Regions from separate parts of the Mus musculus genome. Here region 1 is linked to region 2. Evidence: chromatin loops called from intact Hi-C (ENCODE). Cell type or tissue: heart. All regions are shown on one strand. Each heading gives the region's core, and the rest is flanking DNA. Links, peaks and the distances in the headings are about the cores only.

The links. A loop is a pair of places that touch in the nucleus more often than their neighbours do. Peaks named below come from ENCODE experiments on the same cell type or tissue, not always from the same donor. Only the 100,000 strongest peaks of a DNase experiment are listed, where the experiment ranks them.
Region 1: it touches region 2 in a loop (2.5-fold over the local background); 3 of 42 quality-filtered maps call a loop at or near these places.

Annotation. Positions count from the first base shown.
Region 1 is chr3:87,081,066-87,097,254 of GRCm38, reverse strand. Kirrel (kirre like nephrin family adhesion molecule 1) reads left to right here. Exons shown (of 16, transcript NM_001170985.2): 4 at 1,469-1,618; 5 at 4,993-5,150; 6 at 6,647-6,797; 7 at 7,354-7,459; 8 at 7,625-7,773; 9 at 7,977-8,104; 10 at 8,770-8,896; 11 at 8,989-9,089; 12 at 10,675-10,873; 13 at 12,066-12,173; 14 at 12,311-12,450; 15 at 13,311-13,388; 16 at 13,635-16,189. The coding sequence ends at 14,111. Among named protein-coding and RNA genes, the nearest start is that of Gm24472, 22 kb to the right of the region's middle. In heart, for the core only: a CTCF peak has its summit at 7,134 (motif pointing left); DNase peaks (open chromatin) are centred at 7,144 and 9,924; H3K27ac peaks cover 998 bases.
Region 2 is chr3:87,230,906-87,247,094 of GRCm38, reverse strand. No RefSeq gene overlaps it. Among named protein-coding and RNA genes, the nearest start is that of Fcrls, 25 kb to the left of the region's middle. In heart, for the core only: no CTCF peak of the experiment used is centred there; no DNase peak of the experiment used is centred there.

The DNA.
Region 1 (16,189 bases), core at 2,620-10,619, 150 kb after region 2:
TGTCTGCCTTTTGAGCGCTTCGTGCTTTTCTTTGCCCCCTACATGGTCCGTGTCGGCTTAGACACCATCAGCCTAAGCACCTTCTTGTTTAATTATTCCAGAAGCATTTGTTAAGCACAAGCTATACAGCCGGTGCTGAAGAAAGCGTAAAGATTCCGTTGGAGACAAAGAGCGCCAGCCCTCTATATCCCACAGATAGCACAGAAACCCTTAGAAGCACTTCTTGGTAAAGAGTCAAGATACAACCAGGCAGTGGTGGCGCATGCCTTTAATCCCAGCACTTGGGAGGCAGAGGCAGGAGGATTTCTGAGTTCGAGGCCAGCCTGGTCTACAAAGTGAGTTCCAGGACAGCCAGAGCTATACAGAGAAACCCTGTCTCAAAAAAAACAAAAACAAAAACAAAAACAAATAAAAAAGAAAGAAAGAAAAAGAAAAAAAAAAGAGTCAAGATACCTGGCCCTCATTACAGCTCGGCCACTTGCCCGCTGAATGAGTTGAGGCAAACCCGCTCTGCTTTGGTTAGCTGATTTGTGAAGCAGGTTTAACAGTCACAGCCTGCCTGTCTTAAAAGCGCATCCTTGGCTTCTGTGCCGAGTGGCAGAACGGGCTTTCTGAGGATAATATCGTTAGCGACGAGGCACTGTAATGATGCGAGTGGGTTGGGGGACTACATATTTCTGGTCTTATTATTTTTGAAGGTGGTGAGATTATTTGTTGTGTGTCTAGGCCGAGGAAATCTGCATGGCACAATCTATAAAGAAAGGAGATGGATTTGACGGATCTATTGTTGATGAGGGAGAAAATGAGAAAGAGCAACGTCGATAGATATGCAGTCAGAGGAATCCATAGCCTCTGGAGAGGGAGGCAGTGGGAGGGGTCGGTAGGTGTTTGGGTGGGAGTTAGCGGGAGCCTGTAAGCAAGGCAGATCGGGCACAGAGGCCCACCCTGTGTCTTAGAGAGGAGTAGAAATATCATTTGGATTGTCCTTTAAGAAGCCAGTAAACCTTATTTATTCTCTCTGTGTGGTGAGGGCGAGGCCTTGTGAGCCACACAGAGCGCCCCGTAAGTACTGAGATGCCCCATGTTTACCAGCGCCCTCTCTCTGCTCTCCGTGCTGGTTAACTTTTCTTTTCTTCCTCTGCTATCCATATGAGAGACATCTGCCAGCCAACAGCTTTGCAGATTTTTCAGATTTTTGTCTGCTCCTCTCTCTCTCTCTCTCTCTCTCTCTCTTCCTCATCATCCCTCCTGCTTTTCGGTCCCACAGCTATGGAGTCTGTGTCTGGTACCTCACAGCCTGACCTGACAGTGGTAGGCAGGAGAGAGAAGGAAGGAGACCTCTCCTGGAAGGGATGTGGGCTCTGCTGTGAGGAGAAGCTGGGGAGACAATGAGTCTTGGGTGGAGGGCGGAGTGGGCGAGGCCTCAAGACTTGGTCTTACTCTAGTCTCCCCTTTTCTGTCCCTGCAGCCTGGCCACGGTACCGGGTCGTGGGCTCTGCGGATGCTGGGCAATACAACTTGGAGATCACAGATGCCGAGCTGTCTGATGACGCTTCCTATGAGTGCCAGGCCACGGAGGCTGCCCTGCGCTCTCGGCGGGCCAAACTCACCGTGCTCAGTAATGACTCCCAAGCTGGGTTTCTCATTTTCCAGTTCCCTCTTCAACGTCCCAAACTTTCCCTAGCCTTGCCTTTCTCCTAATGTCTCTTTTCTCCCTGGTTTTTCTTTCTCAGCAACTCCTTACATGAACTTCATCATCAACTAGGGCCATCAACTAAAAAGATGGCCAGGTGGTTAAAATCACTTGCAGAAGAGCTGGGTTCAGTACCTGGCACCCACATCCGATGGCTTAAAACTACTAGTAACTCTACTTCCAGAGGATTCCACTGCCTTCTTCTGGCTTCTGCAAGCGCATGCATATAATGTGGTACAAGTGCATGTACACACACACACAAACACACACACACACAGCCAGAGCCAGAGCTATACAGAGAAACCCTGCCTCAAAAAGAAAAAAAAAAATCGTAAAACAAACAAACCTAAAAGCACATACAGTGTGCAAGAGGCTGTGCTATGCTAGCCTTTACTGGGTACTGTAGTTTCTGTAAGCTTGATATCCTGTGCTCCAACCTATGCCCAGATCACACTAAGGACTCAGAGCCTCTGTGCAGACAGGGATCTCTGCCCTGAGAAAGGATGGTGATGGAGACCTAGTCCATACTTTTCCTGGTTTGTTTTGCAGTCTGGTTTGTGTAGAGAACTTTGCTTGTTCCTCTCCAGCTTTCTGCTCTCCCTGAACCCCAGACCTTTTCCCTTTCGACCGAGCCTGCCTGGCTGCTCCTTCCCTCAGCATGTTCCTCTCTTGTTAGACATTCCCTAGAACATCAGGGAACAGGGGAACAGAGCCAGAAGAAACAAGCTGGGTGTGGGGGTTGAGCTCCCAGCGGTAGCCCACAAGGGGACAGAGTAGATGTCACCATGGCACGCTTTGGGCCATCTGAATAACGAGATGACTTTCCTCCACACAGAACAGAAGGGGAAGCAGCAGAGGCCCATCTTCAGGTCTTACAATCCCCGCAGCTCAGTGGTCATGGTTCTTGGTGCTTCTGTCTCCTCTCTCTCTCTCTCTCTCTCTCTCTCTCTCTCTCTCTCTCTCTCTCTCTCTCTCCTTACTTGGACTGTTCTGTCTGAGAGCCTCTCTTTCCTTTGTATTGACTCTCTGTCCCTTTCTCTTTCCTCTGGTCTCCACTTGTCATCCTTGCCCTCCCTCTAACACAAAGTCATTGCAGTGGGGAGAAAGGAGAGAGGCGCTAAGATGAGTGAGTTTGTATACCAAATCCCTTCCTATTTGGGGCTGGGGATATGGGAAACTCCTAGTAACAAAAAAGAGCTCCAGAATGCTGGGAATCCCAACCCCTGGGTTCAGGTTATGTCTTGGCCATTTTTGTACTGTGACCCTGAAGAAGTCCCAACCGTCGGGCAGGGGTTCTCTCTCTGGCATGGTAATACACACCATAATACTTTCAGGCTGCCTCTCCCTCCCTTCCTTCCTTCCTTCCTTCCTTCCTTCCTTCCTTCCTTCCTTCCTTCCTTCCTGAGATTTTATGATAAGGGTTAAATGAAGTCATATGCACAAGGTACTTCAGCAAACAAGAGTTAAACTCTGGGTAAATGGTAGAAATTATTGCCAATTGGCTTCCAGTTTACAACTGACAGTTGACTTCAAAGACCTTGGGAGATCCTAGCAAAATGTGGGTTGGTGATGGAGGTGACAGATGGTCTTTGCCTGAGTGGAGGGAAAAAAAAACAAGGCAAGGGCAGAAGGCCCAGTGGAAGGAAGTGCTTTGTCTCGCTCTCTTTGTAGCAAGAACCCAGCGTCTCTGCGCAGATAGGGGCTCTTGTGAGTGTGGTAGGAAGGTACAGCTGTAGAGAACTGGGCGAACCAGGAAAGCCTTCCCCATTTCTCCGCTTCTCAGGTTCCTCTCCCTCACTTCTATCCACAACCCTGCCCCTGTCACCGGGGTTGTTTATGCTGGGGAGCGGAGACGGGAAGAGCCAGGACTGAGGGAAGAATTAGCTGAGAGAAGCCTTGGAACCATTTTGTCACTGTAAAAGTAGCCCGGGTTATACACGTGCCCTGGATGCTACACTCTCTCTGCAGACCTCACTCCCCTCACACTGGCTCGGTGAGGAGACCTTGTTAGGGCCTCTGAGGGACAAACAGGCTCAGGGCCTTCAGGGGGCTCAACCAAGACCACGTGACAGTAAGGGAGGGGCCGGGATCTGAAGGGCACTGATCTAAATTCCACCCTCTTTTCCACTCTGCCACTCCACATGTACAAATTGAACAGAACGCTGTGTCAGCAACTGTACCTCCGGCTCAGAAACCTTCATTTCACCCACGCCGGGACAGCCCTGTCTGCCTCCAGCTCCGTGGACCTCCTGAGATCTCCCATCAAGGGTCTCCTCTAGAACTTTCTTCTCAGTCTCCCTAGTCTTGTTTTTCTCAGGGAAAAAAAAAAAAGATGAATTCGGTGCAGGCCTAGACTACATAATGAGTCTCTCTCTCTCAAGTTAATTAAGTGAATAAATAAATATTTTATTAAAAAAGAGGAACTCTTATCCTAGGGGAACTTTAAGACTCTTGGCCTTGGGAAACACAGGGTTTGGCTCACCTTAACATTTAGAAGTCTGTGGCAATGGTATTAGAAAAGGCACCTTACTTCTTAAAACCACATGTATCGCCAACTCAGGTGCTTAAGCACACAGCAAAGGCCTGTTTTAGCTATACATTAGGCAGCGGAGAATCTTTTTAAATGCCAGTAAGACCTGGGCCTGCTTATCCCAGGGCATTGAAGTAGGGGAGACAACCACCAAGGGTAGCCAGTGGGCAGATAACACTCAGTACCGCCGCAGGTGGACACGAAGCTTTCTGCATCCCCCAGGATTTGGCCAGGGTGATAACAGCAGCTCTGGGCGAGGGCAGGAAACAGCAGAGGCTAAACGAGGAGGTAAGGGTCTGCAGGGCTTGAGGACCCTAAAACAGGAGGCTGATACCTGAGAAGCCATGCTATAGGCAGCTGCAGCCTCTGGAGGTGTTTGAGCAGGAGAACAACACACCCTTAACTGCTATGAAGAAATAACCTGGCGAAGGTGTGGTAGATAGAGTTGACCATCCAGCCATTCCAGGCAGATGGATGGGGCTAGGTGTAAGGATACCCTTCCTTCCCGAGGGTATGATCTGACCTCAAGACCTTGAGGTGGCCCTCTATACTCTCCTGGGCAACAGCGGTGAGTATAGAGCAAACAATAGGAGCCGCTGTGAGAGAGTATCCCGCAAGCTGGGTGAATTCTCCCCGGGGAGCACTGTGTAGAGTGATTGTAAGTGGGGCTCTGGCGGCATTGCCCTGCCGAGGGGACACATGCCCGCCGACAGAAGGATGCCTCAGTTCGCTGCATCCCGAGCTGATTTTCTTCTCCTCTTCCCTCCAGTTCCTCCAGAGGAAACAAGGATTGATGGGGGCCCGGTGATTCTGCTGCAAGCAGGCACCCCCTACAACCTCACGTGCAGAGCATTTAATGCCAAACCTGCTGCCACCATCATTTGGTTCCGAGATGGGACACAGCAGGAGGGGGCTGTGACTAGCACGGTGAGGACCTGCCTGCCCCCTCTGGCCCCTCTTAGCCCCAGCTTCTCATTGTCTCTCCTTTCCCTCTTACACGGGTAGATGTGGTAAGACCCTTTTATCATACAGTTGTGACGACTGAGGCCCAGAGGAGATAAATGGGCTCCCCGGTTCACTGTGCCATTTCCATAAGTACTTCCTTTTTGCTAAGTACCATGCCTGGTAGACATGTTATGGGCAATTTCTCTTAAACCTCAGAAGAGTCCCATAAAGTAGGTGTTGCTTCCAACTTACAAAGGAGGAGGTTGATGGTCAGAGAAGGCAAGGGCCCAGCTGGATGTCACTCAGAGAGCAAGCAGCGAAGTTGGCATTCGATACTGGAGTCCGGCTGCACTATTGATCCTTTACTGTCCTCTGTCAGAATGGCAAAAGGCTGCAGGAACCAGGGTTGTGTGCATATTCTCAGAGTCACACAGCAAAGCTGATGGCAGTGGCTAGCATGTTTGTGCACCTTGCCCTGGGCTGGGCACTGTGAGAGCCACTTCCCAGTGGGACGAGAACCTGCCCACCTGTGTGTCCTAGAGTGTGAGGATGGGGGGCCTGGGTTCTGGCTGTAGCTCATAGTGACCTCCATGCCCTGGAACAAATATCTTCCTTCTGCCCTTTCATAAATGATTATTTGACCCCAATGGGGCCCAACTTTTTTTTTTTTTTTAACCATCAAAAACTGTTATTTTTCTCCTGGGGGATACATGTTTTAAAATATATTGGCAGCCAAACAAGTTGATGGGCTAATAGCATTTGTTATCTGCTCCTGTCTTTTGCTGATTCTCTTAAGACTGGTGATTCCAAATATCACTGTGTTTTGCATCAGTTAGGTGCTGCTGTGGTCTCCTAGAGATGCACACATAGCTGTCTGAAGGAAAGGCCTTGCTCTTGTTCACAGTGTGGTTTCCTTAAGTGGGTGGGTGACAATATGGAAAATGACTGCAGTGTCACTGAGCCAGCATGCTGAGCTGATGAATCTGTCTCAGTAATCCAGGACCTTAGAGCCACCCCTGAAACACATGGTACCCAGGGCCAAGTGTAAGACACTCACTCTCACTGTAAGTGGTTCAGGCAGGAGAGAGCCCAGAGGTCTGGACAGGCCTGAGAAGGCTTTCTAAAAGCGGAGAAACTCACTGTGGGCTTAGAGAATTCCAGGAATTCAACACTACAGAGGGAAGCTCGTGTGCACCACAGGCTTCAGTTAGTTTTAAGATATCAATATTAGAATATCTGTTATAATACGATTTCTACACTCCTGTAAGATGTAATAATGGGGGAAGCTGTGGTAGAGAGGAGAAACTACCTTTCTGTTTGATTTTTCTGTAAATTGCAGAAAGCTATTTAAAATACCCAACTACTTTACAATGAAGTTGGAATAGGGAGGGAGATGCACTTTAAAGGTCTGCCCTTTGGTGTCTCTGAGAGCAGAGGTGGGGCTTTTAGCCTTGACTCCCATCTTCCCTCACCCCCAGGAGCTGCTGAAGGATGGGAAAAGGGAGACCACAATCAGCCAACTGCTCATTGAGCCCACAGACCTAGACATTGGCCGCGTATTCACCTGTCGCAGTATGAATGAGGCCATCCCCAATGGCAAGGAGACATCCATTGAGCTTGATGTGCACCGTGAGTAGGGCATTGGGTAGGCTACGTGAAGTGGGGACATAGCAGCCTGAGAAGTACAGAATAAGGAAGGAGCCTAGGGGTCCAGGACTAATGTTCCCCTCATTTCCTGGTTTAAGCCATGGGCAATAATGGTTGGTGGGTGGAGCATTGAGTATAGTATTGTACCTGCTTACTTGAGTTGTGAGTATTAAAGACATTATGGTACAGGAGCATGTAGCATGGCTAGCATGGCTAGCATAGCATCCTGCCAGATGTCCATGCATTCCTCCTAGTCAGGGATGCTCTTACCCTGGCCCTTTACAGTAAGCTGAACTAACCCACAGTGCCACCTAGTGGTCATAGTAGGTCATTACATCCACTGGATAATTCCCTTGCTATCATTCTTGGCCTGAGCCACCGGAAAGACTCTGTGTAGAAAGGGTGAGGGTGATAGCTGATATTTTGTAAACTTCAATTCTCACTTCACATCAAGGTGGTATGAATACACATGTGACAGAGGGAAAGGGAGAAACTCGGGGACAGAAAGGACCCTGACCTCCTATCCCGTACTTTGCAGACCCTCCCACAGTGACTCTGTCCATCGAGCCCCAGACAGTGCTGGAAGGCGAGCGTGTCATTTTTACATGCCAGGCCACAGCCAACCCAGAGATCTTGGGCTACAGGTGAGGGGATTGGGTTTTGGGAGTGCTATGCACCTGATAAATGGAGAGGTGCTTGGGACTGAGGTGGTTGTGGGGTGGGGGGCGGGCTACGGAGGAGACCAGAGTCCCTGAATATAACAGAGAGTCCCAGGTTCTGATCTCCCATCCCTGGGCCTCATCCTCTAGGTGGGCCAAAGGGGGCTTCTTGATTGAAGACGCCCATGAGAGTCGCTATGAGACAAACGTTGACTATTCCTTCTTCACGGAGCCTGTGTCTTGTGAGGTTTATAACAAAGTCGGGAGCACCAATGTCAGCACTTTAGTGAATGTTCACTGTGAGTAGCTGGGAGGGGAGCAGCAGGGGAGGGGGCAGAGAGCAGGACCCTTCGAAGGTCCTGGGGTACAGGGGACGAAAACTCCACTAACCTGGTAGACAGGGGTAAACATGGGAGGTAGGGGTCAGGAAGAGAGACAGCCAGTCAGAGCTGATGATTCTCAGGCACCTGAGACTCTGACCAGCCACCTCTCTCCCCATCAGTCGCCCCCCGGATTGTAGTTTACCCAAAGCCCACCACCACAGACATTGGATCTGATGTGACCCTCACCTGTGTCTGGGTTGGGAATCCTCCCCTCACCCTCACCTGGACCAAGAAGGACTCAAACATGGTAAGCCTCTCTCTTCCTGCCTGTTCTGAGCGCTGGGCGTGGGGGTGGGGGGTGGGGGTGGAGCACAGACTTGCTGGCGCAGTGAAGAGAACGGGAGGGATGGGGTTGGTCTTTCACATCGAAACTGGACCATTTCTAGGTCTTGGGGTTTGGGAGGAAAGAGGGTACTTGCAGTCAGCCATACCTCTTCTCCTTGGACTTGCATAGAACTCAGGGTGAAGTGGAGGGGGGGGGGAGGTGCTGCTGTGGTAGTCAGATCTAGGGCATTCATTAATGATGCGGAGGTGGTAGGGAATCGCACAAAGAAAGCTGAAGTACACAGTTCTAACGACTCCTATTTGACAGTTAGGGCCAGAACTGTAAAGGGAAATTTCAGACTAAACTGGCTTACCTGGCTTGGTAATAAAATCATAGGGACGAATCATCAGAAAGGACTGTATCCTTTTAGTTATCGTAGCAGGCACCTGTGCACTTGGGCAGGCGCTTATTGCCAGCCTGCTTAGAGTCTTAGGGAGTCTTAGCCTGACTCAGGAAGCCATTTACCTTCTGGGAATTCACTTGTGGCCCTTCATGCTTTCTTTCCCATGCCTCCAATGCGGGGGCCCTCACCGACCCAGGGGCCCAGGCTTCCTGGCTCCCCACCCGAGGCTAATCTCTCTGCCCAGGTCCTGAGTAACAGCAATCAACTGTTGCTGAAGTCAGTGACCCAGGCAGATGCTGGCACCTATACCTGCCGGGCCATCGTGCCTCGGATCGGAGTGGCTGAGCGAGAGGTACCGCTTTATGTAAACGGTGAGTGCCTTAAGAGGCCGAGACCTGTCCAAAGAGCACTGAAGCTGTTGGCCTGAGATCTGACCGGCCTGACTGGGTCTTCCTGCCTATAGGACCTCCTATCATCTCCAGCGAGGCGGTACAGTTTGCTGTGAGAGGTGATGGCGGTAAGGTGGAGTGCTTTATCGGGAGTACCCCACCTCCGGATCGAATTGTGAGTACTGGGTTGGCGTGGGCAGGCAGCCCTTGGTGTGTCCCATCTGCCCGGCTTCATCTCCCCACCCTCTTCTACTCTCAGAATCCTCCGCCTTTTAGTTTCTGTACCATTTCACCTGTTCAAATACGACCTCCTCCCTTACTTGTGTGATGATGAACAGATTAGTGGTTTGAACCCCAGTTTCTCATCTGTGACAAGGAGGCCATCTCCCCTCATAAAAGTCATTACAGCCACAGTTGTGAGGAACCTAGTAGTGGCCCCGGGTGGTGGTGGCGCACACCTTTAATCTAAGCACTCGGGAGGCAGAGGCAGCGGATTTCTGAGTTCGAGGCCAGCCTGGTCTACAGAGTGAGTTCCAGGACAGCCAGGGCTACACAGAGAAACCCGAGAAACCCTGTCTCGAAAAGAAAAGAGAAAGAAAGAATGAGCCTACTGCAGTTCCTTGGAGTCAGGCTTCTTTCTTGCAAAGGTCCTTCCTCTGCCCTCATCTTCCACCCTTGCTAATACCTTCCAGTCTTTCTTCGTACCTCCCTCTCCTTCCTCCATCCCCTCTGCTCCCCCTCCCACCTGTCCGCTCTTCTCCCGTTTCTCCTGCCTTCCTCCCACAATCCCTGACCATCCCTCATTCCTTTCTCCTCTCCCCTATACCATAAACAATTAATTCCTCCTGTGGCCACTAACCATCAAAACCCTCATCACATTTAATGACCATTTGGCTAACTCCAGGGCTGCCCAGGGATACTTCATTACCACAGCTGCCTAGGCAGAAGACGGTTTGGCTCCCGGGAGGTTTGCCTCATCGAGCTGGGAGGACTGATCCCTGGAAAGGAGCCAGAGCTCAGCTGCTCCTCTTCCTTAGCCTCCCTTATGCCATGAGAGCACACAGTTAGGACTGCCCCAACTGGGACGGCAGGGACGGAAGGCCTTGGGGATCCGCCTCTTGACTCCCGGCTCATAATTAAGATACATCTCTAGAGAGCCTAGCAGGTTTCTGTGGGTTGATTCATGGTAAGGCTGGTAAGATAGACTTGGGTGCGGTTAGAATCACGAGGCTGAGCATTGCCTCACATGGTCAGAATCTGCCATTGCGGAGATAAAGACAATGAGGCCCTGAGAGGGAAATCACGGCCTCATGGTTGCTCTGGGGTGAGAGGAATAGAAAACGGAGCCCAGGGATCTCAAGTCTCAACCCAGTCTTCCCAGCAACATCCAAGATCCGAATACCAGCTCATTAGCTCAGCTGCCTCCCCATCACAAAATACCACCCAGTGTCACACTTAGAGCACGGGACCTCGGCAAAAGCTGATTGCTGGACCTCTCCCTTACATTCATACTTGGTACATAAACCTCAAGGATGCAGTTTTTTAGAGTCTCTCTAGATAAATCTGATGTCTACTGTATGGGAGCCACAACTTGTGGAGCAGACGTTCAGTGTTGGGTTGTTTCCGAATGAGGGTATGTAGGGCCTGAGGACCACACATGTGCTGGGTGAGGTTACCTGAGAGTGGGTTGGGTCTCCCTGGGGCATGAGCTTCTTCCACGCATCCTTTTCTTACATCCTTCCTGCCTTCCCCCATCCCAGGCATGGGCATGGAAGGAGAACTTCCTCGAGGTGGGGACCCTGGAACGCTACACCGTGGAGAGGACGAACTCAGGCAGCGGTGTGCTGTCCACGCTCACCATTAATAATGTCATGGAGGCGGACTTCCAGACCCACTACAACTGCACTGCCTGGAACAGCTTTGGACCAGGCACAGCCATCATCCAGCTGGAAGAGCGAGGTCAGCCACGCTAACTGCCGGGATAGCCTGAAGTTCCATCTTCTCTTTCTATAGCAAGGTTCAAAGCAAGATAACTCTTTCTCAGGCCTCTCTGCCAGAAGCTGACTTTAGTGGTCTGCTAGTTAATGTACTATGTCAATGTTCCTTGAACATCTTTATGTGTTGAACTTTGAAGGAACAGTTGTAGGCATGAACAGAAAGCCATCCCCACGCACAGGAAACTTTCCTCTTAGTGGAGGGACATACGTAGTAGGAACAAATGAATCCAGACTGAGAAAAATTAACTGGTATATGCAAAAGATGAATACAGCCTATGTCGCTGAGTTACTGAGAAAATAGAACAGAGGATATTTGTAAAGTTCAAGGGTTCCCCTACCCTTCAAACATCCTTGGTTTTATAGAAGAGGTACATTCCCTCTGGGCACCTTTGACAAAAGTGAAAGAGGTACCTAGCTTTTGACAGATATGTTTGATGAGGGGAAAATAGCACTTGTTTGTTTTGGAGAACTAGTCGTTGAAAAGAGAGATACGGAGAACCGAGGGACCCTTGGGAACTGTCTGGGAAAGCTAATGGTTCCAGTTTCGTTCAAGGTGCAGGATGGAAGTGGGGAACAGAGGAGGGTAATGTGGGGGGCTCAGCTAGAGAGGATTGAGAGGGAAGCTCTATAATCAGTGTCTGGATCCAGCTAGTAACCCCAGAAAGAGAAAGCCAAAGGCAGAGTCCTTGGGTGTCTTCTCAGCTAAGGGAAGTGGGGGCACGAGAGAGGAGCGTTGGGCCTCAGTGGGCCGTGCACATAGAGCAGACACAGCTTTGCAGGCAAGGACACGGGAGTGGAGGCTGAAACGGAGATCACAGACTGGAGGTTGGAGACAGCCCTGCTTACGAAGGAGGGACCCAGCTCATGGGAAGGTATGCCAAGTAGAGGAAGAGAGAGCTCTGAGGCAAACTGAGGGCAGGGATGGAACACTGGCTGCCCTGACGGCAACTCTGGTTAAACTACAGCACAGATTACAAACCAGACTCAGCCCAGCTCTTCTCAAATGTGGCCTAGACGTAGATGTCAACACGGCCCAGCCCAGGCAAAACTTACCTTTGTACACAATCCAGAGTTGCCCCAGTAGGTTATGGTCACATCTTTGGGCCCCTATGTGGCTCCATCCTCATTCCTGTTCCTTTCCCTCCCTTCTATAGAGGTGTTACCTGTGGGCATCATTGCCGGGGCCACCATCGGTGCCGGCATCCTGGTCGTCTTCTCTTTTGCTGCCTTAGTGTTCTTCCTCTACCGACGTCGCAAAGGCAGTGAGTATAGGCGCCGTAGAGTCACAACACACCCTTCATCCCCCAACCGTACCCTTCAAGGTCTCGTCAGGGGGCTGGGGCTAGAAGTCAACCGTGCAGACCAGTAGAAAGCCCCCAGCAACATCTCCCTGTCCTAGGTCGAAAGGATGTGACGTTGAGGAAGCTGGACATCAAGGTGGAGACGGTGAATCGGGAGCCACTTACGATGCACTCTGACCGGGAGGATGATACTGCCAGCATTTCCACGGCAACGCGGGTCATGAAGGCCATCTACTCGGTGAGGATAATGCTCCTTTCAACGTGGCCTAGGCTCTTCATTGTCCTACGGCCAGCCCCACCAGCTTTTAATGATTTCCGTTACCTCTAATTCCTCTGTGCATTTAACCTGTTCCTGATACCCCAGTTCCTATGTACCAACCTGCTCTCAAATAAACGCACCCACACTGGTACCCTAGTGCACACTTACTTGTATAGACGTTCACACACATATGCATAACTACTTTCTCCCCCCTGCCTACCCACAACTCCCTTTGCCTCATCCTTCCCTCACACAGAGGAAAATCTGTAGATAGTTTTAGTTCAACCTTCTCATTACTGAGCCAAGGCAGCACTCCCCAGTGGTAGCAGTGTTATACTCATGATATCATATTACACACTAGCAACAAAATTAACACTAGAAGCCAGGTCTCTGGTGTCCTACCTCAACCTATATGGTGAGACACAAGCCTGCCCCAACCCCAGAGCTGCCTTTAGCAAGTGGCCTCTGAGCATGGAAATCTGTTGCCTTAGTTAAGTTTTACTGCTATGAACAGATACCATGACCAACGCAACTCTTATAAGAACAACATTTAATTGGGACTGGCTTACAGGTTCAGAGATCAGTCCAGTATCATCAAGACGGAAACATGGCAGTATCCAGGCAGGCATGGTGTAAGGAGGAGCTGAGGAGTTCTCCATCTTCATCTGAAGGCTGCTAGCAGAGGATTGGCTTCCAGGCAGCTAGGATGAGGCTCTTAAAGCCCACACCCACAGTAACACACCTACTATAACAGGGCCACACCTTCTAATAGTGCCACTCACTGGGTCGAGTATATGCAAACCATATGCTGTTTCCTGACACCCACACCTGTTCTTTAGTCCTTTAAGGATGATGTGGATCTGAAGCAGGACCTGCGCTGTGACACCATTGACACCCGGGAAGAGTATGAGATGAAGGTGAGGGGAAGGACTGATGCAAGGCACAAGGACTGGCTGGCTGGGACGTGGGGTAGGAGGATCTGCAGGGGGAGGACAGCAGGGAGGAGTGGTCAAGAAGTCTGCAGAAGGAACAGAAGATAGAATCACCGGTATGGTGAGAAGGGGAGGAGACATGGATTGAGCTGGGCATGGGCAGAAGACTCAGGAGAGCTTATTACACTGGGGGAAGTTCCCACATTTACCCTTTTCTCTTCTTGCCCTCAGGATCCCACCAATGGTTATTACAATGTGCGCGCCCACGAAGATCGCCCGTCCTCCAGGGCGGTGCTGTATGCTGACTACCGTGCCCCTGGCCCTACTCGTTTTGATGGGCGCCCATCATCCCGCCTGTCCCACTCCAGTGGTTATGCCCAGCTCAATACGTACAGCCGGGCCCCTGCCTCTGACTATGGCACAGAGCCTACACCCTCTGGCCCTTCTGCTCCGGGTGGCACCGATACGACCAGCCAGCTGTCCTACGAGAACTATGAGAAGTTCAACTCCCACCCCTTTCCCGGGGCAGCTGGGTATCCTACATACCGTCTAGGCTACCCCCAGGCCCCACCCTCTGGCCTGGAGAGGACCCCCTACGAAGCGTATGACCCTATTGGCAAGTATGCCACCGCCACTCGGTTCTCCTACACCTCTCAGCACTCAGACTATGGCCAGCGATTCCAGCAGCGCATGCAGACTCATGTGTAGAGGCTGGATCTGGCTGGGGTATCTCTGCGGGGCAGAGGAGATGGCTTCCCAGCTGTTCCCTGACATTCAGGGACATTGCTCATTGCTCCTTTCATGGACCCAGCCTTTCTCCTCCTGGCCATCACAAATGAGGAGCAGGTCTCCCAGTAACATCCCATCCCAAGGATGGTGCTCTGCGCAGGCCCCAGTCTCCCGGGCCTGCCCTTTCCTCTCCTTCAGGAGAATGTCTCTTCTGACCTTTGCTCTGCCTGACCCAAGCATGGGGAAAGGAGAGGGGAGGTTGGGGAAGGGGAGGAGAAGGGAGAGGAGAAGAATACAATTTATCATTTCCTATCTGGCCTGCTCCTCTGGTCTCCCATAAGAGGGCATGGAGCTAAGCTGAGGCGGGCAGGCTGCTGGAACGTGGGACAGCCACTAGTCCCGATCTTGATTTCTTTATACCTTGTGTTCATCTTTCCCATCTCAGGGGGTTACAGACGGAACAACAAGTTCAGATCCAGCCCTTGGTCAGTTGGGGTCAAATGCCAGTCCCCCTGGCTGCTGTGGTATCCATCTGCCTGAGTGGAGAGGGCTTCATAAATCCCCAGGAACACGGTTTCCTTTCTTCTCAGCTTTGTGCTGGACCAGCCAGATGTGTCCTGGATGTGAGCAAGGAGGGGTCAGGGCCAGGCTCTGGTTGATAGGCCAAGGACCATGGTGTAGTGCATGGCAGTTCCCAGATCCACCACTAGTGGGAGCCACACAAGCTTCTCTCCGGTATCTGTCCCACTTCTTGGTGTTAACTCTTGAGCCTTGGAGAGTTGGGGGGAACAGAGGCTAACTTTTCCTGGGGCTATTTTTCAAAAGCAATAAAACCTCATTTGGAAAGAAAAGCTGTAGGGGTTTCCCCCACTATACACAAGTCCCGTGGAAAAGAGAGGGTCACCTGCCCTCTGCCAGACTCCTAAGTCCTTGTATTACTATATCCAAGTCTCTAAGCACTTTGAATCTAGCATATACATCCAAATGGTGAGACCTGCCTGCTGGTGGATTCTGATAAGAGTTAAGCAGTATCCCGAGTCTCAGACTCAGCTATCCTACCCTGTCTATCACAGCTAGAAACTACCTTGCAGATGGCGTGGTAGATACTTTATCCAGACAAATTTTGGTTTTGTCTCCTCCTCACTGCCCCCCACCCCACCCCTGACCAATCAGATTCCTTCTTCCATTTTCAGTGCCTTGAGTGTCAGGTTTGTGATGATGTCCCTGTGTGGGGAGCAGGGACCTTGTGAGCTTGAGCTTGTCCCATGTTAGCATCCAAGGAGAGACAAGTGAGAGGACATGAGGGGATGGGGGCCTGGAAATGGTGGCGAAGGAAACGTCTTACTGACCTAGATGGAGATCTTAGTGTAGAACAACACAAACGGCACTGAATTCCATGGGCCATGCTATCTTTTCCCACACAGCATGCACACATGAGCACACACACATTCCGTGCCACATCTCATCTACCACCTTCTGACCAAAGAGAATCTGTAACTCGTAGCTCAGCCTCATCTTCCCAAGAAAACAACTGCCCAACAGGAGCCTACTGTCCATGTCCCCGCTGAGACCTGCGCGATGGGAGGGAGTAGTCCCAGAATGCTCCTTGCTTTTTCTCATTGGTCACCATTCGTTAGTCATGTTTACTTTAATGAGCTACATGTTCATCAGGCACGGTCCATCACTAACCTTCTAGATGGGCCTGTGGGGTGATATCTGAGGCTATCTCCTTCTCGATAAGGACCAGGTGATATCTGGGAATCAGGGAGTCCCGTTTCCAGCCTGGCAGGCAGCTGCTGCTTCCTCCTCTCCTCCTCCTCCTCCAGTGAATGCGTGCACAGAGTGGGCCCTTCCTGCAGCAGTGACCGACTTGTAGCTGCATCCCAGTTCAGAAGACTCACGCTCGCAGAACCCTTTCATGAGAGCTCAGTGGGGCGGTGGGTTTGCAGTGTAGGTCCTTGTGAATATGGATTCATACAGGCTTTCATGTTCTCTGACCTCTGAAGCCGTGGGTGAGCCAAACACTTCTGAAGTCTAAATAGAGTGGCATTTTATAC
Region 2 (16,189 bases), core at 5,302-13,301:
AAGGAGAGGGAGAGAGAGAGAGAGAGAGAGTCAGAGAAAGAGAGAGAGAGAGAGAGAAGGATCATGTGGCACAAGTGGGATCAGGGAGGAGACAAGGGAAGGGAAAGTATAATTAGAATATAGTTATGAAAAATTATTTTCAATTAAAAACATACTCAGAGTCATTATTAAAACCCTATTGTGTAATGTGCATGACATATGGCATACTAAGATAGAAGTGAGTCTGACACAGTCCTCCATTAGAAGAGAGTTACTAGAACTTGCTTTTTTACTGAGTTGATTATTTGCCACTCTAAATTGCATAGTCTCATCTGCATGATCACACTGAATGCTCAGAACCCCAAAGGGAGATAATGTTCCCTCCATTTTATAAGAAGAGAAATGTAAAGCCAGGCAGTGGTGGCACGCATCTTTAATCCCAGCACTTGGGAGGGAGAGGCAGGCGGATTTCTGAGTTCAAGGCCAGCCTGGTCTACAGAGTGAGTTCCAGGACAGTCAGGGCTATACAAAGAAACAAACAAAAAAAAAACCCAAAAGAGAAGAAGAAGAAGAAGAAGAAGAAGAAGAAGAAGAAGAAGAAGGAGGAGGAGGAGGAGGAGGAGGAGGAGGAGGAGGAGGAGGAGGAGGAGGAGGAGGAGGAGGAGGAGGAGGAGGAGGAGGAGGAGGAGGAGGAGGAGGAGGACAGGAGGGGAAGGAGGAGGAGGAGGAGGGGAGGAGAGGAGGGGGAGGAGGACAAGGAGGACGAGAATGAGGACGAGGAGGAATGTGTAACCCACTCAAGCTTCTCATTGCTAGGTGGTTCAGGGCTGCCATCACCAATCAAAGTGTTTTGCAAATGACTGATAGTTCACATGTTATTTAGAAATGAATTGTCAGTGCCACCCTTTGGCAGCCCAGGAGTCCTCTACCATGACACTCTCCTCATCTATCAGCAGTGACTGCCAGGAGTTCTTTGACTACAGGACTTGACAATTCACATCTGATCAATTAAAAGTGAACTCAAAGATACAAGCTGGTCAAATAACATCTGCACCTAGACAGACATGTGAAGTAACAAAGGGATTCAGACTTCCGGCAGGAAACCTGAATAATAAACTTGGAAGGATTTTAAGAGTTTACCTTGACCAAGGTTCCTTCTTCATGGATAAAAAACAAAGATGTCTCCAAAAGGCATCATGAAAAACCACAGGGTTGCTGGTGGAGTTGGAAGTCTGTGGAACCCCCTGTAATGGGCTTCTGAGTCACCAGGCAGATCTAAGGGTGTTATCATCACCATGTCTACTAGCCTACAATACCACCACCAATAACATCAGCGGAAAGCTGATCCTCTGCAGATGCCAGAAATCAAGGACCAGAGAGACGGAGTGACCACCTCAGACTCACAGTAGTGAACGAGAATAAAAACAGCATTGCTCCATAAAGTCCGTGCTTCTCTTCATCATTGAGAACAGTAGAAGCTTTATGAGAACACGATGACTGCCATCTTCTAATGAGACAGTACGCAGAATGCCTTAATTGCATTGAATTATTTAGTTAGCTTTTAGAATAACCCCAAGTCAGTGCCTTTTTTTTTTTTTTTTTTTTTGGCTTCTTTCAGTTAGAAACAACACAGCCTGGAGAGATTAAGTAAATTATGTAGGAGCACACAGGAATTGGCAGACCTACAACTCTAATTCAAGGTACTTCACACCACATCTTTTCTTTTTCAAATTGAGAAAAGAATTTCATATAATATACTTTGAGCATGTTTTCCTCTCTCCCAGATCTTATACCCAGATCTTATACCCACCTACTCCCCAACTTTATGATCTCTCTTTATTCTCTCTCTGTCTCTCTCAAACAATAAAAAAATAAGAAACACACACATGTGTGTGCGCGCACACACATAACCTGAAACACACACACAAAATGGAAATCAAACTAAACAATCAAAAGACTGATGTGACAAAAAATATCCAAACAGGAATTGGAGAGATGGCCCAGCGATTAAGAGCACTGGCTCCTCTTCCAGAAGTCCTGAGTTAAATTCTCAGCAATCACCGAGCAGTGGTGGCACACACCTTTAATCCCAGCACTTGGGAGACAGAGGCAGGTGGATTTCTGAGTTTGAGGCCAGCCTGGTCTACAGAGTGAGTTCCAGGACAGCCAGGGCTATACAGAGAAACCCTGTCTCGAAAAACAAAAGTAAGTAAGTAAGTAAATAAATAAATAAATAAATAAATAAATAAATAAATAAATCTCAGCAACCACATTGACCATCTACAATGTGATCTGATGCCCTCTTCTGGCAAGCAGGTATATATGCAGACAGAGCACTCATATACATGAAATAAATAAATATTTTTTTTAATCCAAACAAATCAAATGAGACAGGAAAAAAAATTACAAAACACCATTGAGTTCATGTTGTGTCAGCCAGCTACTCCTGGGCGGGGCCTACTCTAATTTGTGGTCAATTATCCAGTGAGACTCCATTGCAGTCTAATTTTTCCTTTTCCAGAGATCAATTGCAGATAGTTTCTTAGTTAAGGCTAGGAGTCTATATCTACTTCTCCCTCCCAGTCCAGTTGTTTCTGGAAGACACTATTTCCTTGCGGTCAGCCATCACCTCTGGCTCTTATAAATGTACTACCTCCTTTTCTGCATAGATCCCTGAGTCCTGAGGGAAGGGTTTTATGAAGACGGCACACTTAGGACAGGGTGCTCCTAAGTCTCTCACTGCACAAATTTCCCATTCGAGACTCCATATGTTAGTTCCTATCTACTGCAAAAGCTGCTTCTCTGTATAGTCTAGCAGAATGTCATTAGAAGTCATTTTGTGGCTATGTTCCTTTTGCAGAATAACAGTGTTAGAATTTCTCCCTAGTCCCAGATCTTGTCTCCCTACCTAGTCTCAGATCTTGGCCCCCTTAGCAGTGCCAGTTATTTCTTCAATGTCTTAAAGGTTTTATTACCATGGTTAGAGTCATCCGAGATATATATGTTTAGGCTACTGTACAGCATACCTTATTAATCATCACAGAGCACTGCCTCTTCATCTGCCTCTCCTGGGAGAATGCTGACATGTGTGCAGTTCTCCTTATGTATTTGTGGATTCAACAGTGTGTAGCCACACAAGATCCCAGGTCTATCAGTTTGGTCTAATATCAGGGAGTGACTCTGAATAAAGTACCCCATGTGTCTCGTCTAGCTGAGAGGACAGGTCAGTGTGGCTTGCTTTTAAAAGGCTGGTAGGAGCAGTCTGTTAGGAAAGAGTGCCCTCTTCTGACATAGTCGGGGTTCTGCAGTCTCAAGCCCTCTTAGTCTCTTAGAAACCACAGGAACTGCAGGCTTGCAAAGAGGCCAGCCAGCTCTGGCACCAGCCCTTAGATCAGAGGTTCTGGGGCTCACAACCCTTTTTGGGGGTCAAACAACCTTTTCACAGGGGTCACATACCATATCAGATATTTACATTATGATTCATAACAGTAGCAAATTTACAGTCATGAAGTACCAACAAAAATAACTTTATGTTGGGGTCACCAGCATCAGGAAGGGAAGGTTGAGAAGCACTGTCAGAGATACTGCTCTACTTTTGTCACATCTAGCCTAAGTTTGAGGCCAAATCAGATGTCGGGTTGTGGTTATGATTATAGCATCTTTTTCTTTGATCATTCCTCTGCTCAAGTGTCCTCTCAATCATCCTCTGCTTTATCCCCCTGGACTCCTTCGGCCCAGGACTTGTGTGGAGAGGCCAACATTTCCCATCATCCTTTGCTTCCTGACAGTTGACTTCTCTGACCCTTTTTCTCTCACCCTGCTTCCATCTATAGCTCCTCTCTGTTCTTGTTTACTGTTGCCATAGATGCCGTGGTTCTGTCTGTCACAGGGATAGCCTCCACCTGAATTGCTTCCCAGGATTCCCCCAATGTTGACCTATCAGACCAGAGGTGCTACCAATGGGAAGCAGTAACAGGGGAAATATTGACAAAGATGGGCAAGCGCCTCTCCAACAGCCATGGTCCAGATGTAGCCTGCCTGCTCCCTTACCTGTGGGCATGAGCAGGTGAGGGCAGACTAGACTGCAAACCCCTGAAAGGAATGGATACTGTGGTCTCTAACACCTAATCCTGACCATTTACAATGGCTCCATGGTGCAGGAACTATATGGACACCTGGAAGAGAGAGAGAGAGAGAGTCGGAGAAAGAGTCTTGAATTAGAAACCCTACTCTATGCTCGTTTCTGAGTGGCTCAACAAGTCTAAGCCACCTTCCCTATAAGAGCAAATGATAACTTTATGATGGATTAAGCCTTCTGAATTTCATAGTCAGACTTTATAGAGTCAATAAATATCTGGCAAGCTGCTTCTAACCTGGTGTCCTATAGTTTTGTAACAAATACCTATAAAATCCCAGGAAAAGATAAATCTAATAATGATACTAAACACTAAAATTGAAGACTCAGAAACCTACCAACAGAAGATGTGATTTGAATCTGAGGTGTCCTGCACAGCTCTTTGGTTCGTGGCACTGTCTGGAGAGACTGTGGAACCTTTAGGTGTGAGATGTCTGATGGAAGTCCTTCACTGGGCCTGAGACTTGGAACATGGTAGCCTAGCCTCGGTTCTCATCCCCACTCCGTGCTCCCCCCTCTGTGCTCCACATTGGTATACGAACATGCTCGTCACCATGCTGTGCTCTCACCTACACACTGAGCAGCGCTGCCAAGTCCTCCTAACTGTGGTGACCTGTAACCTTCTGGGACCATGAACCTAGATAAAATCTTCCTTCATTGTTTCTAGCAAGTGTTTTAGTCACCATGATGCAAAGGTAACTAACTAATGTAGAGGGTAAGATGAATCTCCTAAAACTTTAAGGTCTTTAGAATTGAAGAACAATAGGACAACTTGGCTGTTAGAAAAATCAGAGCAGACATATGTGAAAGTAAGCAGAAAAAGTCACTTTCTTACACTACAAGATTCTCCCAACTCTCCAGTCTAGTGCAGAAGTGCAGAAGACAAACTCAGTCCTGGGATCGCACTTCCACAGGGTGGAGAAATCTTGAAGAAATAAGAATGGCATCCTCCCACAATTCAAAGTATCAGCCTGAAGGCTGACCTCCGATCTCCCCAGCCTTAGTTTTCAGTGATAAATCAAGAGTAGCATAAGAGTTGACAGTCATCCTGATGGTTGGTCTTGACTGTCAATTTGACAAGTTCTAGAAACAAGAGTCTGGGCATACCTGTAAAGGATTACCTATGCTTAGTTAACTGTGATGCAAAGGCCCACCCTAAATGTGGGCGGCACCATTCTGAAGGCTGGGAAGGCAGGATCCATAAAAAAGAGAGAGAGAGCTAAGCAAACAGGAACATCCATCTTCCTGTGCTTGAATGTAATGGCGCTCACCGAGCCTCTCACCCTGACTGCTGCGATGGAATGTGTCCCCTCAAACTGTGAGTTTAGGTCAGGTGTTTTGTCTCAGCAGTGAGAGAAGTAACGGATACAGGCACTTGTCCCCAAGACTGTGTGCCTAGTCTGACTGTTCCCCTGTGCAATCAAGTTTCAGAAATGAAAGGGATCAAGCACAGGCTCTCTATGTACAGCCTCATCTTGGAACAAATTACTCCAAGCTATGTTCCAGCCAATAGAGAGAAAAGGCAAAATTAAAAATCTTTCTTTCTTTAAACTGTACTCAAAACCAGAAGAAGCAATTGAACACTGTCGTATTAAATAGCCTTGCTAGCCTGAGGTCAAAAGCCTACTTGGTATTTCTCAAGACTGTCTTATTTCATATTTCTTTTGTTTTCTGCTCCCCCTTCCACTGCCCTTCAAAGACCAAGAAACATTGTTTATAAATAATGTTTTTTCCCAAGTTGATGAAAACCCAGATAAAACATGACCTACTCCACTTCTGATGCGAATAGCAAGTCCAGTCAGGCCAATGTACTGCAGCGATTGTTTACCTAAAGATTCTTACTCCCGCCTGTCTTCCTTTGTCAATCCAAAACCATAGGATCTCCATAACACAGGGCAACCACAGGATATCCGAGAGGCAACCCAGTGAGGATCCAGTATGGATAGAGTAGCAGAAGCCAGAGGCCTAGTACCAGTCCTTGCAGTGAACATTTGCAAGCAAAGAAGTGTAGACAAAAGGGTGTACTGTGGGACACACTGGGACACACTCCAACTTCCTAAATGAGATTTTTTTCTGCTGAGGGAGCGATATTGCAAGGGTAGAGTGTGGGCATATAAGTGAGATTGGGGTGCAGGATGTGAGCTTCACAAAGAACCAATAAATAGTTAAAGAATAAAATATATTTTTATCAACTAAATTATAATGACTTTCTTATTATGATTAAATTTAAGACAAATGGTATAAATGGTTTCATTGTGTAACTCTGGTCTCTGAAGACACATAGGAGGAGGTTTTGTGTGTGTGTGTGTGTATGAAAATATGATTTTGTGAATATATACTATGATATAAACTAAAATATTCTTAGTTTGAGATCCCAGAAGTTACTTGTTTCTCCCTTACTCGGTCTCATGTCTGCAGGTCCTTTCTTTAATGTGTTGACTAGTTTACCCATGTGTGCAAAATGTGTATAATTTTGTTTTTATCACTTGATTACAACTGAGTTAAATTAAAATTCATACAATGAATAGACTGTTGCTGTGATAAAATATCCTGAACAAAATTAAGTTAAGGGAGAAAAAAAAGAGTTTATTCTCCTCACAGTTCCAGAAATATTCCATCATAGCAGGGAAGCTAAGCCGGAAGGAAGAAGCTTAGAGCAGCTGGGAAGGTCCTGCCCACAATTGGGGAGCAGAGAGCAAGGGATGCATCCTGTAGTTCCACCCCCTTTCATCACTTACACACCTCGGGATCTCAGCCATGAAATGGTGCTATCCACAGTGGGCAGGTCTTCCCACCTCACTCAGACAGTCAGGATAGTCCTCTACAGACATGTCTCCCAACTGATTCAACTGCCATGCCGACAACTCACCTTCACCATCACAGAGTGGGAGCCAGTGTATCATAGGACTCATTTCACTTATTTTCCAGAGACTAATCTGCTATTTCCCCCTAATTTTCAATATTCTTTAAATCTCTGTAATTAATGTTGATTGTTTTTCTGTATATAAAAAGGAAGCTTTGTTTCTTAAATATTGTTATGAGAGCCAAGGAATAAAAAGGGGGGAGGGTGAAAAGCAGCGCCTTTCACACTTTGCCCACTGAGCCACCTGAGTGCACAGCTGGGGTCTGCTCCTGGTAGCTTTGCTTGCCCTAGAATGAAGCCTTCTAAAATTTGCTTACATGGGTAGACCTGTGTAAATACACTCCAAAGCAGTTCTGCATCCTACCCTAACACTCAGTACTAAGGTACAGGTAGGAACAGCTATCTCTGAGAACTCTCAGATGGGTGGTTTCCACACCTGGATATTCAAAATAGAATAGAATAGAATAGAATAGAATAGAATAGAATAGAATAGAATAGAATAGAATAGAATAGAATAGAATAGAATAGAATAGAATAGAATAGACAGCACTTAATCTGAGTCTAGAAGAGTGAGCTGTTATGTGGAAAAAGGCAGTACTGAACTAAAATGTGAACTCAATTGATCAAAACAGGACTTAAAACCAGAAGCTGAATGGGCCTAGTGACACATACCCCATGCAGGGAAATGGAGTTTGAGGCCAGCAAGGATACATTTAAGACTATCTAAAAGCAAATCAACATTCAGACCTAGGACTTGAGTAGTAGGAGACTCTTAAGGAATACAACCAAACATGTAGCAGTCACAGCTCCAATTGGACTTTTATTAGAAAGACTTACAGGCTGTAATCCAGCTAATCCAACAGTGGCTGGTTATGAAGAGAAAGTCCAAAAATCCAAAAGTTACTCAGTCTACAAGGCTGGATGTCTCAGCTTGTCTTCAATAGACACTGTGATCTGAAGAAGTAGGCTCCAATGCTATGCCAGTGGAAAGATAGGCTTTCTAGCAAGGCAAGAGTAATCGAGCAAAGAACAGAAGCTTCCTTCTTCCAGGCCCTTCTATAGGCTTCCAGCAGAAGGTGTAGCCCAGATTAACAGTGTGTCTTCCTGCCTCAAGACCAAGACAAAGGTTTGTGCCTTCCTACTACCTCAAAGGTTCAGACTAGAAATGGATCTAGCCACTTCAAACCACACCCCCCTCACCTCAAAAAAATCTCTCACAGATATACCCTCCATTTCTGAACTGTACTTTATTCCAGATGTAGTCAAGTTGACTCCAAGAACAGCTATTACAAATGCATGGTGAGAATGTCTCAGAAAGGAGAAATTATATCATTTTCTGAGAAATGGATGGAACTGGAGATCACCATATTAAGTCAAATAAGCCACACTCAGGAGAAAAGTATTGCATTTTCTCTATATACGGAATCTAGAAGTATGTGTGTATGTATTGGATGTGAAAGTAGAGGGGTGGTAACAGGGAAAGAAAGATAAAATGTTGCATGATTTCTCTCATGTACAGGCTATAGACTTAATTTTTGTATACATATATGTACATATATATGTGCATATACATACACAATACACATATATACATAGAACGTGAGAGCGGAAGAATCACCCAGCAGTAATGAAGAAGCATGTGAGAAAGTATGTGGAAGCGAGAGAGAGGCATTATGTACTTTTCTCACTGTTGTGACAAAGTGCCTGATGAAAGACACTTTAAGGAAGAAGTGGGTTATTTCAGCTTACAGTTTGTGAAAATCCTGTCCATCGTTGTGGAGAGGGCATAGCAGCAAGAGCAAGAGGCAGCTGGCAGTCAGGAAGCAGGAAGTGAACAGGAAGTGGGGCTAAGCTCTTAAACTTCAACACCCCGCCCCCTATGACTCCCTTCCTCTAGCAAAGCTCTGCCTCTTAAGGTCTTCACAACCTTGGGAACCAGGTGCTCAAACATTTCACAATTAAACAGCAAATTAGCAAACCTAATTCCTACTGATGTTTAGGAAACTGTCGTGACAAACCCCGCTGCTTTGTATGCTAGCTGACACATTATAAAGTAAGAAGATAAGAGAGGTTAGAAGACAACACCCAGGCATAGTGTGCTAGAGTCTCCAGGGAATAACCTGAGAAAAGCTGAATAACAGCTTTCAGAAGGGGTACTTAATGTCTCCATAGATCTAGCTCAACTATTAAAGTAGAGTGGAGAGTTTTACACAGATGATAAATTCCAGAGTCACTCTTGGAAGTATGGGTTCAGTCTGGGGTACACGGAGGTGCCAGAGGAGGAAAAAGACACAAGCCATCCCAGGGAAGGGAAGTGGGAGAGATTAAGAAGGGTCTACCAGGTGCCTTGGGCAGCAAGAGCTCTTCCCCAGTACCCAGCTTCCAACACTCAACACCTCTGCACTCTCCTGGCTGCATTCCGAAGAAGGGATCCAGTGCCCTGATTTCAAAACATGGACCTTCAAAAAGACTGACTAGAGCCTGGGTGCAGTGGACTCAGAGAACAAGGGTAGGTGATGCCCAGGCCTTCCTGAGATGGGTCAGGCTGGGGACCAGGGGCAGTTCAGAGGGAGCTAGCCAGCCTGACTGGAGATACTCCTCAAACCATCTTAACTTGGCAAGTGAACCCTAAAGGGCTTACTCGTTGTAGCTTTCCCCACTCTTAGCAGGCCAGTCCCTTTAGCTGGGACACTATCTAGCCAGTAGTGAACAGACCATTCAACACAGAGTTCCCTGGAAACAATTTCAGGGCCTGTGGAAGTCCCCAGTGCAAACCAGTGACATCCACTGCCCCTCCCTGGTCCTCTCACACATGATTTTGGAAGAAATCCTGACCAAAGAGCCCAGCTTCTTTTGCCACCTCCCCCAGGAGGCCTGCCTCTACTCCTTGTCCCAAGTTTTGGGCAGGGTACTCCACTCTTGCTGCGGGGTGACTAACACCCCTTCCAAGATTGAACAGGCATTCTGTGCCCCACTACAGCTTTGGACCTTAGAATCACCAAGTCAGAATTTAAGCCACTAGGAGATCAATGGAAAAAAAGGGGGCTCGCCTCTGCTCCCCCAAAAGAAAAACAAAGTGTTTCTTCCATTTCTCCACCCTCAGCCAGGAACACTTTGTAAAAGGTGCAGAAGAGCATTTGAAACCTGACTCTTGAGGCTCCCCAGAGGTGTGACCCAGCATCTAAGATTCCACTTGTGAAGCATCTACAGACTGGGCAAGCATCTGTAACCATATCTCTCCAAGGAAGATCTGGGTGAGAGCAGAACACAGAGAATGATGAATCCTGCAATCAGGCCAGACAGCACCATGTACCTTACTGCTATCTGGCTTTCTTCTGCTCACATATACTTGTTGTGCTCTTAATGCCCTACAGCAGTTTGTCAGGGCAGCTCTGTCCTGCTCTCTTCTTGATCCTGTATGCCTCTTTTCTCTTTCTTTACTCTGCTTCTTTTCATCTTCCTTTCCAGAACAAAACCATAGACTGGAATGGAGTCTCATGTCAACCTCCAGAGACCTGAGACTGTTATCTAATCCTCTCTCTCTCTCTCTCTCTCTCTCTCTCTCTCTCTCTCTCTCTCTCTCTCTCTCTCTCTCTCTCTCTTTCTCTCTCCAGTCTACCTTGAGTCTTCCCCCCACCTACTATCTACCAGTCCAATAACAATCACCACCCTTATTCTGTTCTCCCTTTCCTCTCTGATCATTCCAACAGTAACTAATAATGCTGAGTGTCCCTATTCTTCTTTACATACTGGGCACACACAGTATGACTGTTTCTTATTTGATAACTACTGTATTTTTCACAGTGGGTCTGCTCTTGGTGGAAATTATGGTTGCAGGCAGTATTCTATTCTATAGAATACAGAGAATGGAGTCTAGGGCCCTGAACACCCTGTAACAGAGGAAAACACCAACTAAGCCCTACTATAATTAGTCACTCTTAAACATTGTAATCACTTCCTCTGGAAGAATAAAGGTGTCTCAGTTAGAGTTTTATTGCTATGGAGAGACACCATGACCACGGCAACACTTATAAAGGAAAACATCTAATTGGGGATGGCTTACAGTTTCAGAGGTTTAGTTCATTATCTTCACAGTGGGAAGCATGGCAACATGCAGGCAGACATGGTGCTGCAGAGATAGCTGAGAGTTCGTTCTACATCTGGATCCACAGGTAGCAGGAAGTGACAATAATATACTGTCTGGGCTTGAGCTTCTGAGACCTCAAAGCCCACCCCCTAGTGACATACTTCCTCCAGCAAGGCCACACCTACTCCAACAAAGCCACACCTCTTAATACTGCCATTCTCTATGGACCGGAGGCTATTTTTATTCTAATCACCATAAAAAGTGACTTAAGCTTTAAAAAGTTAAATCAACAACCCAACTCCAGATGCACAAGTACTTAAACAAAAGTATAAGAAACATGAAAAGGGGAACAATATATTTCCTTCAAAAATTATTAATCTTGTATTAATGATCCCTAACAAGAGTTAGTAAATTAGACAAAATTCCAAAGAATTTTGTATCCCAATTATAAAAATGTTCAAAGAAGCAAACAGGTCACAAACAAACTGAATGAATTGCAAAGGGATACAAACAGACATCTGAATAGAATAAGGAAGACAACACAGGATATGAAAACAGGCTACAGTGAGGAAATGGAACTATTGGTAAAAACTCAACTAAAATAGCGGGGAAAAAATTAAGAAGTCAAAAAATCGTAGTGCAAATCCTCAACAATGGAAGAGATCACGGGGATTACAGGCTATCATAGTTTGGTAGAGGGATTCTGTCAGTGGCAAGGATAAATTAACAAAAATGTACAAACAGAACCTGTGACATAACAGAGGACATGAAATGACCGAACCCATGAATCATGAAGTGAAAGAACATCATGCCAAGGCATAGATAATACTTTCAATTAAATCACAGAAACTTCCCCAGTCTAGGCCCATTGTGATACAAGACGCATGTAGAATATCAAATACTCAAGACTAGAAAAAATTTCCATGTTGTATATTGATTAAAACACTAAATATATAAAACAAACGAAGTATATTAAGGCTTCAAGAGAAAACATTAAGTCACATTAGAGGCAGGCCATCAGAATAATGGCAGATATCGTGACAGAAAAGTTAAAATCCCAGAGGGGTTGGAGTAATATATTTCAAGTCCTGAAAGACAACAGCTGCTGCTCAGATTTTCACTAACCAGCAAAATGGAGAAAGGTAAGAGAGGGAGGGAGAGAGCCAGAGAGGGAGGGAGGGAGGGAGGGAGGGAGGGAGGGAGGGAGGGAGGGAGGGAGGGAGGGAGGGAGGGAAGCTAATAGAATTCATGGTCCCTAAGCCAACTTTTCCAATGACACTGGAAGGAATTCTTCAGACTGAAGGAAAAGATAAATACATCTAAACAGTAGAGGACAGAAGAGATGATGATAGAACAGTAGTTTAAAAAAACGGAGTAAGAAAACACCAAGTCCTAGAGAATCAGTAAACTTGAAGGCATTGACACACATCTTCCAATAATACAGTCTCGATGCTCCCACGGGAAAACACAGAGACTAGTAGACCAGAAACTGAATCCATCCATTTGCTACTTCCAAGAAATGCACCTCACAGTTAAAGAGAGATGCTACATTGGAGAGAAAGGCCTAAAAGGTTATTCCAAGCAAGTGAAACTAGAAAACAAATGTATCACTATGAAAACACCTGACACCTTCCCTCTCTTTCCTTCCTTCCAATTCCAGTGCTCCAGTCTGATCCTCAGCCTATAGCAACCTGTCTGCTGCAGCTTCACCTTCCTCTCTGACCCCATTCCCAGCAGATCCCAGATTTCCAACAGCCTTCTTCCACCACATCAACCCATTGTCTCAGCCACAACCTTTATAGATATTTCCTGGGAAACCTCCTGCTTAGGGAATCAGGCCAGTGACTTTTACCCTTCCTTCTCTCCACCAGTTCTAACCTCTCAGTCTTGCCCCCAGCTTTGTAACAGATGACCTGTTGTGTTCTCTTCTTCCTCATTGACCTCATTCCCAGGGCTTTTTAGACCCTGGTAGCACATCCAGCTTCCCTCCCTCCTGTGGACCCTCACAGCCCTTCTAGCCCAACCCTATTCCTTAGAGTCTGATCCCAATACCTAGAAACTCATTCTACCAGGACCCCCAGTGTCCACAACAGGCAAGATCTCAGAAGCACTCCCTACCACACAACCCACGGCCATCATACTCTCCTAAGAACCAGAAAGGGCAACAGAAACCAAAGAATGAACACCCACCCAACAAACACAAGACCAAATATCTCCACCTGGAATTACAATCATCCAAGTCCAGATGCCTTACTAAGCACAGTGTACAAGCATAATCAATAACAGACAGGACAATATGTCTTCACTAGAACCCAACAACCATATAACAGTAGACCCTGAGAAATGCAATATAGATAAAGCAAGACAAGGACTTCAAAATGGCTATTATGAATATGATCAAGGACCTTAAAGAAGATTTGAATAAATCCATTGATGAAATCTATGAAAACATAAACAAATCATGGAATGAGATGGAGAAAACTGATTACAACATGAAAGTGGAAATGAAATTATTAACCTGCCCTGTGGCTGGTGAGGCTAAGTCTCCAAGAACTGAAGATTATTCCACAGACCTTTGAGGGAAACTAAGGGACTTCAGGCTTTCAAGCTCAAGAGTAGTGTAAACAAAGCAGTTTTTGTTTGTATTATTAAAGTAAGTAAAACAGATGTGACATTTACAAGTACAACAAGGGAATACATCTGGTGCCATGTCTTATTATCTTTGATCATGTGAAAAGAGTCAAGAATATTCCTTTCAAGCTTCTGCCTTTCACACAGAGATAAAATAGACATGTCAGGGATTTCCCTTCATATCCTCACTTTAAGTACATGAATTTATCATAGCTTATGTAATTCTTTCTAGAAGGCCACATTTCAGGAAAACTATTCTGTCCTATCCATAGTTCACAGTAAGTTACAGCTTTCTTACACAGGCTCCCACATGTAATCAAAGAAGAAAACCTAAACTGGGAGAAAATTGAAAATGAAAAACTTAGAAATTCAAACAGGAACTACAGAGACACGCTTCACCAAGAGGTGGAAGAAAGAATCTCAAGAATTGCAGACAAGATAGAAGAAATGGATACCTTGGTCAAAGGAAAGTTAAAGCTAAAAAATCCAAGCACAAAACATCCAGGAAATCTGCAACACTATAAAAAGACCAGATCTATGAATAATGGGAACAGAGAAAGAAGAAGAAACACAGGTCAAGGGCAGAAAAAAATATTTTCAGCAAAATTATAGATGATCACTGATAAGTGGATATTAACCCAGAAACTTAGAATACCCAAGTTACAAGGTGAAAAACACATGAAACTCAAGAACGAAGACCAAAGTGTGGTCACTTTGCCCCTTCTTAGAATTGGGAACAAAACACCCATGGAAGGAGTTACAGAGACAAAGTTTGGAGCTCAGATGAAAGGATGGACCATCTAGAGACTGCCACACCCAGGGATCCATCCCATAATCAGCCTCCAAACGCAGACACCATCGCATACACTAGCAAGATTTTGCTGAAAGGACTCTGATATAGCTGTCTCTTGTGAGGCGATGCCAGTGCCTGGCAAACACAGAAGTGGATGCTCACAGTCAGCTATTGGATAGAACACAATGGAGGAGCTAGAGAAAGTACCCAAGGAGCTGAAGGGGTCTGCAACCCTATAGGTGGAACAATAATATGAACTAACCAGTACCCCCAGAGCTCGTGTCTCTAGCTGCATATGTAGCAGATGATGCCCTAGTTGGCCATCATTGGGAAGAGAGGGCCCTTGGTATTGCAAACTTTAATTGCCCCAGTATAGGGGAACGCCAGGGCCAAGAAGTGGGAGTGGGTAAGTAGGGGAGTTGGGGGGGGGGTGAGAGGGCATGGGGCACTTTTGGGATAGCATTTGAAATGTAAATGAAGAAAATACCTAATAAAAAAATTATAGAAGAAAATATCCCAAACCTAAAGAAGGAGGATACTATCAATATACAAGCAGAATACAAAACATCAAATACATAGAACCTGGAAGGAAATTCCCCACAACACATAATAATCAAACACTAAACATACAGAACAAAGAAAGAACATTAAAACCTGCAAGGGAAAAGACCAAGTAATACATAAAGGCAGACCCATTAGAATAACACCGGCTTCTCAATGTAGAGTCTAAAAGCCAGAGGGCATGAACAAACTCTAAGGGACCAAAGATGCCAGCACACACAATTATACCCAGCAAAACTTGCAATCACAATAAATAGAGAAAGAAAGACAGTTCAAGATAAAACCAAATTTAAGCAGCATTTCTTTGCTAATCCAGCTCTACAGTATACGTGAGCAGGCACAATAAAGAAACTGCCAACATGACTGCTCCATTGGTGGAGGTGGGGTTATTGTAGATAATAGAGAGACAATACCCAGAGGCTTCGAGAATAGACCAAAGCAGATAGATAGTAAAGAAAGCAACCTGGACATGGCCAGGGCTAGGGAAGTAGAAGAACGGGAGAGAACAGTGGAGATAGCAAGAGACAGAGCCTACAAAGGCAGAGAAACCCAGAAAATAGAGAGTACCAAGACAGTGCTAGAGTAGCAAGACAGCTCAAGAGAGCAAGGGGTGGACACAGCACAGAGGTTATAAGCAGAATGAGCATAGTCCAGCGTGAGCTTGTTTCTAGACATATAAAGAGTCTCAGACATAACATTCAGAAGGCACTAGATCAGAAACCTCAACCTGAAGAGGTTAACCACATAAAAGAAAACACAAGGAATATCTGAGCAGCAAATCAAAACAAGGGGGGAAACCCACACCATAACAACAAAATAACAGGAATCAACAAACTGCTCATTGATAACTCCCAACATCAATGCTCTCAATTTCTTACTAACAGATTAGATTCAGAAACAGGATCCGTCCTTCTCTTGCATCCAAGAAACATGCATCAACATCAAGAATTGCCACCACCTTAGGGTAAAAGAGTGGAAAAGATTATAAGTAAGTGGAGCTAATAGTTAAGTGGGTGTAACCATTTTAATATCTGACAAAATAGACTTCAAACCAAAATTAATCAGAAGAGATAAAGAAGAATAATACATGCTCATCAAAGGAGATTGCAATTCTAGACATCTATGCACCAAACACAAGGG